Linked DNA regions of Homo sapiens: all the other regions are linked to region 3. A link is a contact called in ENCODE Hi-C or POLR2A ChIA-PET data. All regions are on one chromosome and are shown on one strand. The core of a region is the stretch at or near the end of the contact, and the rest is flanking DNA. Distances in the headings are between cores, read along the strand shown. Region 1 has its middle 37 kb from the start of HIVEP3. Region 2 overlaps HIVEP3 (HIVEP zinc finger 3). Region 3 overlaps HIVEP3 (HIVEP zinc finger 3).

Region 1 (3,671 bases), core at 172-2,671, 200 kb after region 3:
CATCCTCAAATTCCCCAGGACAGATGCAGCGCTGGATGTGTGGAATATTTAAAGGTTCCCTTGCAGCTGAAGTACCTTGGCAAAACCTGTTTTTACTGACTCCAGATATACTGGCTTCTACTTCTGTTCCAGAGTCAGTGATAAACCCCCAAGAACTCATTAGTACTTTCTAGCATGCATAAAAGGACAGTAAGCCTTTGTTTTGCTGATTAGGGAGGCCACATACATTTTTAAAAACGGATTATTAAGAAATAAATGCCAACCTTTGCAGAAAAAAACACATTTCTCTCTGTCTCTCATTGAAAACCAAGGAGGCCTTCAGAGACTTCACCTTGGCACAGGCCAGGTGGTTTCACCCCACCCTGCGGGGTCTGGCTCCAACCTGGCAGCTGTTTGCAAGGACAGGCCAGTCGTCATCAAGGCCCTATGTCTCTGAGCAGGGGGTCATGGCCATTGTGAGTCAAAACCCACACAGAGAACACTGGCCTTTCTGATGCTGGCTGCACCACTGCCTTGCAGCTTTCTGCAGAGCCATTAAACCATGAACTTGGAAGTCAGTCAGGCCAGGGTCTGAACTCCAGCTCCTCTGCCTACAGGCTGTGGCCCAGGGCAGGTTGCTTCATCGCTCTTAGTCCGAGTCTCCTCATTTGTGAAATAGGGGTAATAATAGTATCTATCTATCTCTCAGCGTTGTGGTCAGGATTAAAGATAATGCACAGAAATGGTTCCACAAGCTTGGGACGTGAGTCACACTCGGTAAATGATATCCATTGTTATTATTCTTTAGGAACCATTTTCTCAGCTTCCAGGTTTTTTTTTTTTTTCTCTAGTGTTTCCACTGAGAAGATCAAAATTGAGGCTGGGGAGGCTGAATTGAAAATTATAACATCTAATTGTTAGGAGCATTTTCAATGTTCCATGCACTCTGTTGGTAGTATTTACATGTTTTATCTCAGTTAATCTTCACAACAACATATCAGCCAGGTACTACAATGAAACCCATTTTACAACAGGGAGATCCAAGGGTGAAAGAAATAAAGTAACTTATCTTGGGAAAGAGGTAAGGAAGGAAAGAAATTGCTTGGTAGACTGGGTAGGGGTGGGGTGGGAGCCGTTTTAGAAAAATTGTGATGGAAAAAAGAAAGGGAATATTAAGAAGTGTCTCTGTGGGTTATGAATTGGTTCCCTCCTATGTTCTTTCAGAGGCACAAGTGAAGACTGGAATTCTTTTTAATTAGTAGCTCCATCATTGTTATGAGACCACCTAAGTTTAGAGGGCATAGTTAAATAGGAGGAAAGTACTTTCACCAGAATTGCAAACTGTGTCCTACAACAGCACACAAAAAAAAACCCCTCATATTAAAACCAACCACAACAATGACCTCACCGTATTAAGTCCTGTGATGCATCCTGCCATGCAGGGCACATCCTGAAAGGGGAGAAGAGGCAACTAAGGCCTCCAGCTACTCAGCTACACTTAACCACAGTAATCCACCCCTAAGTTTCTCCTGGGGCACAGTTCCTTTTTGTTCTCTCATTTTTGTCCTTTCTTTAATAATGAACGTGTGACTCAGAGGTTTAATGAGTTACCCGGAGAAGTTAACCAGAAGGGAAGCCCATTGAGCAGAGGCATAATTAAAATTGTGAATGGACAGAGGAATACAATCATTGTGGGAGACAGGGAGCACAGGAATGACTCACGGGTTAGGTTGCTTAGAAAAGGGCCTCCGGGACTTAAGTTATTTCTGGGGAAGATCTGGAAATTGAAGGAAAAATCTGGAACTCTTCTACAGTCAAAAGATAGAGAGGCGAGCTGGGACCTCTCCTTTCACTCCTGAATGATTTAGGCTTGTAGCCGGGACTCACTTCCAGCGGAAGGTGAAGAACAGTGAAGGCTGAATTCCCCAGGGAGTCATTACCTCCTCTGGTGCTAACACCACAAGTGTCTAATGTCAACTACTTCTTGGTTTGGACGTTTCTTATAGCAAATTATAACAGTCAGGAGAAGGGAAAAAGCAACGACAGCATCATACTGGATTTTCACTCTTTAGCCCAAACTCAGAAATATTTTGCATCTGTTGAGGCCTGACAGGCAGAGAAACTAAGGAACATAAGCACACACTGGAGATGGGGCTGTTGTAGTTAACAGAAAGTCTGCATGCAAACTTGAGGCCCATTATCTGTTTCGTGTATGAAACGGTCCAGGGTGCTGTGAGTTCTTAGGAGAAATGGAGGCTGATCCTAAGCAAGAAAAACAATACTCCCTAGGTCAGGATCTCTGTAGAGCACCAGCCACAGAAAGCACTTTCCACCTAGGAATCTATTCCAAGAATTTCTGTAACTAAAGCCAGTTCAGATCAGCCATGCTAATGGAGCAGCAGTACAACTTCATCCCAAATATCACATGGTCTAAGTATTAGGATTTATTGTCTTATTTCCATGCTTGTGTTGATGCTTGAAGAGGGCCAAGATTACCCTCTCTTTCCTCCTGGAATACAGAGGCAATCACTTCAGCAATGTGGAGAAGCAGCGATGAAAATAAAAAGAGACAGGAGCCCAAGTTAGGTATGAAGTTTGAAATCCATTTTTAATTTTGTTTGAATATAAGCTTATATGGTTTTTGAACAGCGCTGGGAGCAAATTATTGAAGCTACAATATGAACCATGGAGGAGAAGGAGTTGGAAGGTGCTCTCACTTTCAGATCTTGCTCATTTAAATAAATCCTCCAAACTCCTTTGTCTATGCTCAGAGTGGACAAGAAGTGAATTGCTTGGGTGGTCTAAAAGACCTTAGGATGGGTGAGAAGGAGCCTAAAATTTTCTTTTAGTCAAAACTATATGTTTATTTTGTAAATATATGTATGCATATATTTGGAAGTGAAATTAATATATGAAATGAATTATATTAGCATGAAAGGGCTCAGTGATTTATTTTTCATCCTTACTCAATAGCACCAAGGCAGTAATTTATATTTTTACTATACTTTCTTAAAGTCTACCTCCCACTAATCTGTAAGCCACTATAAACAAAAGTTAAAAGAACTGTCCAGAGTCCCAAAAAAACTAAAAGTTTTGCCAGAATAATCTTTATACAAATAAAACTTCATTTTATCAAATAAAGTAGAATAAAATCCAAAACTGTTACTATACTCATCCTGATACAATTCCCCCAAAGTCATAATTCTCTAAGACACTGCTAAACAAGTAGGGGTTAGTTTCTCATCAATAGCTGTCAGTAAATAGAAAACTATTGAGCACAGCCCTAGTCTAACACAGTGGAGCTGAACCACTTGGGGTTAAGTCCTGGCTTCCACATAAATAGCTTAGGCAAGAAAATTAACCTTTCTGAGCCAATCATGCCCTTTATGCTCTATAAAAGCATCTGGGAGAACATCATCATGCAAGGACAAACTGGGCAGAAGAAAGAACGAGGAAAGTTCAACGTGCAGTGATCCCTACTGTCTAGATTGGACATGGAAAGAAAGCTCAGAACTCTAGTGGAGGAGGATGATTTCAGAAGGGCTTGTTCATGGTCCAGATCTATTCTTAGCTAAAGGATAAGATGAATACCTAAAAGGTTATAATGCAATCCAAAAATCCTTCTAGATTTAGCCAACTCTCAGTCTGAATCACTCCCTGAGTCAGGGTAGGACATGGCACCAGCTCCCGTC
Region 2 (3,754 bases), core at 922-3,421, 130 kb before region 3:
GGAATCTGCATTTTAAAGAAACTCAAGGTAATTCTGTTATGGGAGGGTATGTGGACACACATGGAGAAATTCTGGCTCACAGGATAAAGTCTAAGCTTCCTCACCACCCCCAACTCATTGATGAAAACTTCGCCCTGCTTTCCAGCATTGGCCCCCTCTGTCTCCCAAGGGAGGGCCTGCAGCCGTGGCCAGACTGCTCTGTCCACTCCCCACCCTGAGCTCAGCAATGAGCCTGCTCTTCTTCTTCTTTTGTTTTGTTTTGTTTTTCGAGACAGGGTCTTGCTGTGTCCCTCAGGCTGCAGTGCAGTGGTATAATCACAGCTCACTGCAGCCTCCGTCTCCTGGGCTCAAGCCATCCACCCGCTTCAGTCTCAATATTTAGGACTACAGGAGTATGACCACCACATCTGGCTAAATTTTTTATTTTTCTAGTTTTTGAGATGAGGTCTCACTACCTTGCCCATTCTAGTCTCAAACTCTCCGGCTCAGGTGATCCTCCTGCCTCAGCCTCCCAAGTAGCTGGGATTACAGGCCTAAGCCCCCAGGCCTGGTCAGCCCTGCTCTTCTCTTATGACTTCCCCAACTTGGAAAGACTTCCTGACCTCCCTATCTCTGCAAGTCTCTTTCCCACCCTGCAACATCCAACTCAAATGCCTTCACCTTCCTCTATCAAGCTCAGAATCTCCACTTGACATCAGTTAGGGCCAAACACACAGACCATCATCATTTCCTGCCTGGATTGCTGGCTGGCTTTTGACTGGCTCATATCCTAGCTTTCTAAGCTGACTGTGAGCTCCCTGAGGCCAACCATCCATCTTGCAGATCCTTGGGTTCAATAACAAATGCTTACTGAGCACCTGCAGAAACCTATACAGCAGCACCCTGCTGGGTGTACAGAAGAGGAAGGCCGAATCCCTGCCTAGAGGGGAGCCCCTCTCATGGAGAGACAGATGGAACTTGCATATATGACCAGGGTAGAAATAAAGACAGGGTACCACAGAATCCCAGAGTAAAGGTCCTAATGCCATGGGGAAGGGGCACTCAGGGGGCAGGGAAGGAAAACTCAGAAAGAGGGAGCAGCACACGCAAAGGATTAAAGTGTGACATGTTCTGCACAAGAGCAGGGGTGGGGGAGGAAGAAGGATGGAGATAACGGGAACAGGCTGAACTGGGAATGCTGAGCTAAGGGTCTGGATTCATCCTGTAGGTCAAGGGTTGGCAAATCCAGCCGGCTGCCTGTTTTCGTACATAAAATTTTACTGGAACACAACCACGCCCATTTTTTACATATTATCTGTGGTTGCTTCCAGGCTGCAATGACAAAGTCAAGAGAGACTATATGCCCGGCAAAGCTTCAAATACTATCTGGCCATTCAGAGCAAAAGAATGCTCATTCCTGCCATAGACGCTGGAAGCTATGGGTGGATTTTAAGCAGCAGATAGCAGGGTCAGATTTGTGTTTCACGTTTCTATCACTCTCGGATCATGCTGGGATGTGCTGGAGCAGGCAAGCCAGGGGAAAGGGAAGGTGGCTGGGAGGCTGGTACAGTTTTCCAGGTAGGGGATGGAGATCAACAACAACATTGCTGTTTTTTATTAAGAGATTCATTAAGAGTTGCTATGTGCCCACACTGGGCTGTGCCCTTTACACATATTCATTTAATCTGCAGAGTAACTGCTGGATATAGCTAGAGTTGTTATCTCCATCCTACTGATGAGGCACAGAGAAGTGAAGTCATTTGCCCAAGGTCACGCAGCCAGTATGAGACAGAGCCCGGATGCAAACCCAGTGGTCCAAACCTGAGCTGGGGCCCTCAGTGCCAAGCTCCAGGGCTTCAGTGTCAAGCATGTTTTTGGCAACAGATCCCTTCGAGCCTCCCTGGGAATACACAGAACACAAATCCTCTAAAGGAGAAAATCTACCCCAGCCGAGTCAGGCAGGAAGTGGGAGGCAGCAGTGTGGCTATTTTGGAGAAGCGACACGAGAAACCACGAAACTTCCTACCTGTCCCGTTTTGCTCCCATCTGTCCTCAGAAACAAGGCTGCCCCTCTCCAAGATAAAAAGGTGTTTCTCCCCACACAGTGGCTCTGCCACTGGTGGTGGGAGAGAGAGCACTAAGCTTAGCACACACTTGCTATTTTTAAAGGGCTATATAAACAAACAGGGCTATGTAAATAAGAAAAAAATGAGGTCATCCTTTTAAAACCTAAAAATGTCCCTTTTCTATGGGGTGAGCAGCACAACCTCAGAAAGCACAGGGGTTTTTCTATCCCCTTGAGGCTTCTCTAGCCCATGGCCTCCAAAAACCACCAGGCCTGGCTCTCTTCCTTGCACCCACTGAGTGAAGGGCAGGTGGCCTGGGAGTCAGGACTCCTGGGTTTCATTCCTGGGTCTGTGGGCTTTGCCTCAAATGCCTAAGGCCAATGTGCAATCCCAGCCACCACCATCCAGGGAACCTGACATCCAACCCCACGCCGGTCTCTCACAAACACGGCCCATGCTCCAGGCCCTCCTCCTCCTGTGCCAGCCCTGGTTTGGCAAGCTGATTCTCCTGGCCCCTCGGGTATCCTTTTTCCTCCCCACTGCCTCACACCTTGACCTGTTGAATGGCCACAGAGGCTCTCTGCATGCCGATCAGAGTGACGTGTATGCTCCCCACCCCCACTTCTCTGCACACATGTTTACCTTGCTCCACGCTCTTCTGCACCTTTTCTTCAAAGGCGCGGGCCAGAGGTCATTAAAGCAGCCCCAGGAGCTGAGTTTGCTCATCAACAACTGCTAGGAGACTTCCCAAGCCTCAGCAGAAGCTCACATGGCCTCCCTGGGTTGCGAAGAGTACTATTTCCACTACTGACTGCACTCTCCACAGCATCACCTCAACTTCTCCCCTCCCCATCTCTCCTCCTTCCTCCTCTGCCTCCAACTCTCAGCATCCGTGGCCCCTCCATTATCCTCCAGTACAAAAATGAGAACCACCAATATTTGCTGAAGGGGTAGTCTCCAAATTGTGTTCCATGAAAGTGTTTCAGAGGCTCTCCAAATGTTCCACGAGCATGTTATTCTAAAAGTACAGTTTGACTCCTATTCTAACAGAAAACGAGCACGTACACACATTCAAACATGCTCTATAGCACATGGGAACACACTGAATATAGCCAACAAGTGCTGCCGGTTTAATTTGGTTTGTGCAGACCTCAGATGAAGGTCTGGGTAGATCTTGACCTTCACCGTTGAAATGTATCTTCAGTTAGGAAGAGTGGAGCTCTTCACTGGGTATCTTTGTGTTGTCATTTTTTAAATTCAGGACTCTATATGCGTACACAAAACCATACAAGCAAGTACACTCTGAAGCTTTCAATGACAAGACAATGTATTATGTGGATTATCATGAAAATATCATAAATGATTGTGGGGCTTCCTGTCTGACTTATGTGTGTAATAGGAAGGAATTCAAGCAGTTGTTGGATATTGTCACTGATGCAAACCAGAATTCCCTTCTACTCCTCCCCAAATGCCCAGATAATGTTGAACTGAAGACCATTCTGTGGCTTTAAGGCAAGCTGTTAACAATCTGTCACCATTCACATCATGTTATGGATGTTGATTTAGAATTCCTTGGCCAGGCGCGGTGGCTCACGCCTGTAATCCCAGCACTTTGGGAGGCCGAGGTGGATGGATCACAAGGTCAGGAGTTTGAGACCAGCCTGGCTGACATGGTGAAACCCCATCTCTAATAAAAATACAAAAATTAG
Region 3 (4,096 bases), core at 1,249-3,748:
TGAAATGTCATTACATAGATCAGCCGTGTGCTCTCTGGCGCGAAATCCTCCCATCCCCTCACCCCACGGAACAGAGCTCACCTGGGGCTCACATAGCCCTAACTAATTTGGTCTTCATTAGCTATGTGATCTTGGATAAGACATCTCGCTTTCTAGCCCCTGTTCTTCCCATCTGCAAAACAAATAAGTTGGACTTGTGAGTGGCTTCAGCATGTGCTCTACGGAGCTCCGGGGGCACAGGGGAGAGTGGTGTGGCCTTGGGGGTGAAATGTATGTGGGGGTCACCTCTGTCCAACAACAGCAGCTCTAGCTCTCACAGAATCTGCATGAAATGTTACATGAGCAAATGGCTCTGTAGCCTAAAGCCAAAATTGAAACAAAACCCTGGCCCAGTTGATCACTTGGAACCTTTCTGGCTTGTGAGGTCTGAGCCCTGAGCAGCACCAAGCTGCTCTGGTTCTGTAATCCTTAGAGGCGGTGGAGCCTCCTGGTTAAGAGTCAGAACCTGGGTGGAATCTTGGCTCTGCCACTCATTAAGCGCCATGACCTTAAGCACGTTGCCTAAAACTCTCTAGCCTGCTTCCTCTTCTACAAACTGCACACACCTACCCCACAGGGTCTCTGTAATGATTAAACAAATTAATAAACCTACAACACCTCGCCAGATCCACAGCAAGCACTTGTAAGTGTTAGCAGCTATCTTCTGTCACAACTTCTAACATGAGTCCACAAACATGGAATTCATCAACAAATGGCAGCTGAATAAACGAGGGAGTGAAGGAATGAATGACTGGAGTCCAAAATTCCATTAGTTGATTCTCTAAGTGAGCCCACTCAAAGCATTAATCCAAGGCTTCCTAAGCTCCAGTGTGTGCATCATCTGGGAACCTTGTTACAAGGCAGAATCAGATTCTGCAGGTCTGGGCTGGGGCTGGGCCTTGGCATTTCCAGGTTCCAAGGCGAGGCCATTGCTGCTGGACTGAGTAGCCGGGCCTTGGTTCATTGCCACTCATATTCATTAGCTTGTAGGCTTCCCACCTGCAGTTACCAAACCACTCAAGACCCTTGAAAATCTCTGTAGATTGGGCACTCTTTATCACCTACTGAGCTACCAAGCCCAGTGCACTTTTTTTTTTTTTTGACACGCGTCTCGCTCTGTCGCCCAGGCTGGAGTGCAATGGTGCGATCTCAGCTCACTGCAACCTCTGCCTCCTGGATTCAAGTGATTCTCCTGCCTCAGCCTCCCAAGTAGCTGGGATTACAGGTGTGTAGGATTACAGGTATGCACCACCACGCCTGGCTAATTTTGTATTTTTAGTAGTGATGGGGTTTCACCATGTTGGTCAGGCTGGTCTGGAACTTCTGACTTCAAGTGATCCATCCATCTCGGCCTCCCAAAGTGCTGGGATTACAGGTGTGAGACACCGCACCGCACCCGGCCCCCAGTGCACCCTTGGACTAGGTTCGTAAGAACGGACATGGGCATCCGTGTTAAACCCGAAGTTCATGTCTAGGCTCTACCATGCAATGACCGGCCAAGTCCCTGGTTTCTCTGGGGCTCAGCATCCTCACTTGTAAAGCAAGATCAGCAACACCCTCCCTGCCCAGCCCATAGAACTGCTCTGAGGATAAAAAGTGACAACAGATGGGACCATCCAGGGGCCAGAGGTCGTGATTAACTGGCAGGCTTTATTTCCAACTTCTCCTCTTCACCCTTTGAATTCATCCCGAGGGAAACTGACACACATTTTTTTTTTTTTTTTTTTTGCATAATGGCATGCAAGGGAAGAGGAGAGGAAGTCAGCCTGCTAAATTTAGCAGATGCTTACGCCCCCTCACCCAGGGCTCAGCCCACGCATTTCACCATGAGTAGGTGCCTTTCTATATTTAACTTCTGCCTGCACCTTCCCCTTGAGCTCTGACACCAAAAACCCCAGGAGGATGTGGTGAGGAGGGAAGGGAAGTTCACGAAATGAGCAGGGTTGACATCACATGAGGCCCCACCTGCACCTTCAGGTGTGCGTTCTTCAACCTTTCCCCTGTCCTTCTCTTGGAGCTTAAGACTCACCCAGCCAAAGTGTGACCAGAGATGCTACTGCCCTTTGGGACAACAGCACTCAGTGGTGGGCAAGGGACCATGAAAAGCCCAACAGAAGTCATGGCGAGGCAGGAGAGTGTCTAATGCTTCCCATAGGCACAGCACTAGGCCCATCTGCACAAGTGACCAAAGTGAATCCACACAAAAGCATCACACAGATGGTATCATACTCAGGCTGCCGATGAGCAAGTGGGGGCCCCAAGAGAGGGAGTTGTCCAAAGCCTGTGATGGGTGGAGGGTCCAAAGCCTGTGGTGGGTGGAGGATCCAGGCCTGTTCTCCAACATGACCCTGTCCATATCACATTTGTCTTCTCACTCCACCTTCTTTATAGAAGACTGCTGGGGAGGTGATGGGTTCAAGTCTTACCTATGTCATCACTCAGGGGTGTGACTTTGAGTTAGTCCCTCTCCTTCTCTGGTTCCTCACTGCACAACAAGTCCACTGGACTGCCTTTCTGTTTGATTTCCGAAAATCTTCTTGATGACATCAGAATCCAACGATCAGAGGAAGTGAGAATGAATCCGGATGACTGACTTTCAAAACCACAGGGTGACCTCTGTGCTGCACCTCCCTGGTCAGCACACATGGAGTCTGTGGCAGTCACCCACGGAGGCTCCGCAATAGCTCCTCACCCTTCTGGGGAGCCCTCACTGAATGCCTCTGTGCCAAGCAGCTCAGCAGGCTCTGGGTGGACTGAGATGAACCAGGGGCCTAGACCAGGGTCCACCTCCAAAGAGGGGAAAAAGACCAGGGAAGACTGCGGCTCTGACTGTGATGTGGTCAGCACGGCGATGGAGCTCCCATGGGGCACAGGGGCTGGTGCCTAACCCAGCCTAGGGGGCTGAGGGAAAGACCCAGTGGGAGGCAGACAAAATACATCCAACACTCCAGGCCAGCAGTTCTCAAAGTATGGTTCCTGAACCCGGAGCATCAGCGTCATCTGGGAACTTGTTAAAAATGCAAATCCCTGGGCCTGTCCCAGACCGACAGAACCAGCAGTCTGTGTTTGAACAAGCCCAGGCCCTCCAGGTGATTCTGAGGCACTCTCAGTTTGAGAACCCTTGGCTTAGGGCAGGCCTTAGAAGACAGCAAAACCTTGAACTCTGACCTCTCTGGGTTCTATTCAAAGCTTGGCTAGGAAAAGTAACAATTCAGGAAAGTGTTCTAAATAATCTGGCGTCCCTTCTCTCCGCTGGACAATCTCAGTGCTCACTTTACAAAGTGTTAGGCTCAGGGAAAGATCCACATCTGAGTCTGGCTACTAGCCTGGCTGCTGCTCCACTGGCTACATCGCTGGGCACTGCCTTTGGGTTTTATTGAGCGTGTTTACAACCACAGAAAGACTGTCTCTGAGTTGCTGTAAAGCGGTTGTATTCTATCAAGTTACACAAAACTCCTTCTGTAAAAACTCACGTGAGAACAGTGGCAGGTAACTTGGCAAAGACTTTCTAAAAATGACAAGACCCAGCATTGGTGGGAGTGTAGGGAAAAAGACACAGTCACACATTTCTGGTAAGTATGGAAATTGATACTGCCTTTCTGGAGAAATACCTGTCAAAAGTGTTTTTTTAATGTGCATCCCCTTGACCTAGCAATTCAATCTTAGAAATTAATCCTAAGGAAATAATCATGACTGTGTATGAGTAATTCACTCCAAGGATATTCATGTTAGCATTGTTTGTTTTAAAAATTGGAAGCAATGGGCCGGGCACGGTGGCTCACGCCTGTAATCCCAGCACTTTGGACTTTGGGAGGCCGAGGTAGGAGGATCACTTGAGGTCAGGAGTTCAAGACCAGCCTGGCCAACATGGTGAAATCCCGTCTCTACTAAAAATACAAAAATTATCCGGGTGTGGTGGCATGTGCCTGTAATCCCAACTACTTGGAAGGCTGAGGCAGGAGAATCACTTGAACTCGGGAGGCGGAGGTTGCAGTGAGCCGAGATCACGTCATCGCACTCCAGCCTGGGACACAGGAGAGAAACGCCGTCTCAAAAA

Evidence for each region. Hi-C counts contacts between places; a loop is a spot of excess contacts on that map. ChIA-PET counts read pairs that join two places held with the same protein, here RNA polymerase II (POLR2A). Pooled maps may share reads with other maps.
Region 1: a map of GM12878 shows a loop between it and region 3 (2.0-fold over the local background). The contact joins two enhancer-like sites. A Hi-C loop is called at or near these places in 1 of 168 maps with a recorded cell type or tissue (GM12878), 9 of 37 single-sample maps with no recorded cell type and 5 of 50 pooled maps. POLR2A ChIA-PET finds 5 or more read pairs at or near these places in 1 of 52 experiments (activated naive CD8-positive, alpha-beta T cell).
Region 2: a loop to region 3 is called in a map with no recorded cell type, with 7 times the contacts of the local background. The contact joins two enhancer-like sites. A Hi-C loop is called at or near these places in 1 of 168 maps with a recorded cell type or tissue (thyroid gland), 14 of 37 single-sample maps with no recorded cell type and 7 of 50 pooled maps. POLR2A ChIA-PET finds 5 or more read pairs at or near these places in 3 of 52 experiments (B cell, WTC11 and activated CD4-positive, alpha-beta memory T cell).

The regions. Positions count from the first base shown.
Region 1 is chr1:41,954,155-41,957,825 of GRCh38, forward strand. It overlaps a transcript of HIVEP3 not described here. Among named protein-coding and RNA genes, the nearest start is that of HIVEP3, 37 kb to the left of the region's middle. Within about 2 kb of position 1,422, at least 9 of the 41 ENCODE cell types and tissues checked have a DNase peak (open chromatin) inside an H3K27ac peak, as active enhancers do; they include GM12878, where a contact is called at or near this core.
Region 2 is chr1:41,621,265-41,625,018 of GRCh38, forward strand. The region is part of intron 3 of HIVEP3 (HIVEP zinc finger 3); the gene reads right to left. All of the region lies in intron 1 of LOC128125817, which reads right to left. Among named protein-coding and RNA genes, the nearest start is that of EDN2, 140 kb to the left of the region's middle. RefSeq lists enhancers at 1,862-1,951, 2,112-2,281. Within about 2 kb of position 2,172, at least 3 of the 41 ENCODE cell types and tissues checked have a DNase peak (open chromatin) inside an H3K27ac peak, as active enhancers do; they include B cell, where a contact is called at or near this core.
Region 3 is chr1:41,749,578-41,753,673 of GRCh38, forward strand. The region is part of intron 1 of HIVEP3 (HIVEP zinc finger 3); the gene reads right to left. Among named protein-coding and RNA genes, the nearest start is that of HIVEP3, 170 kb to the right of the region's middle. RefSeq lists enhancers at 874-1,003, 2,274-2,433, 2,794-2,983. Within about 2 kb of position 2,499, at least 7 of the 41 ENCODE cell types and tissues checked have a DNase peak (open chromatin) inside an H3K27ac peak, as active enhancers do; they include B cell and GM12878, where a contact is called at or near this core.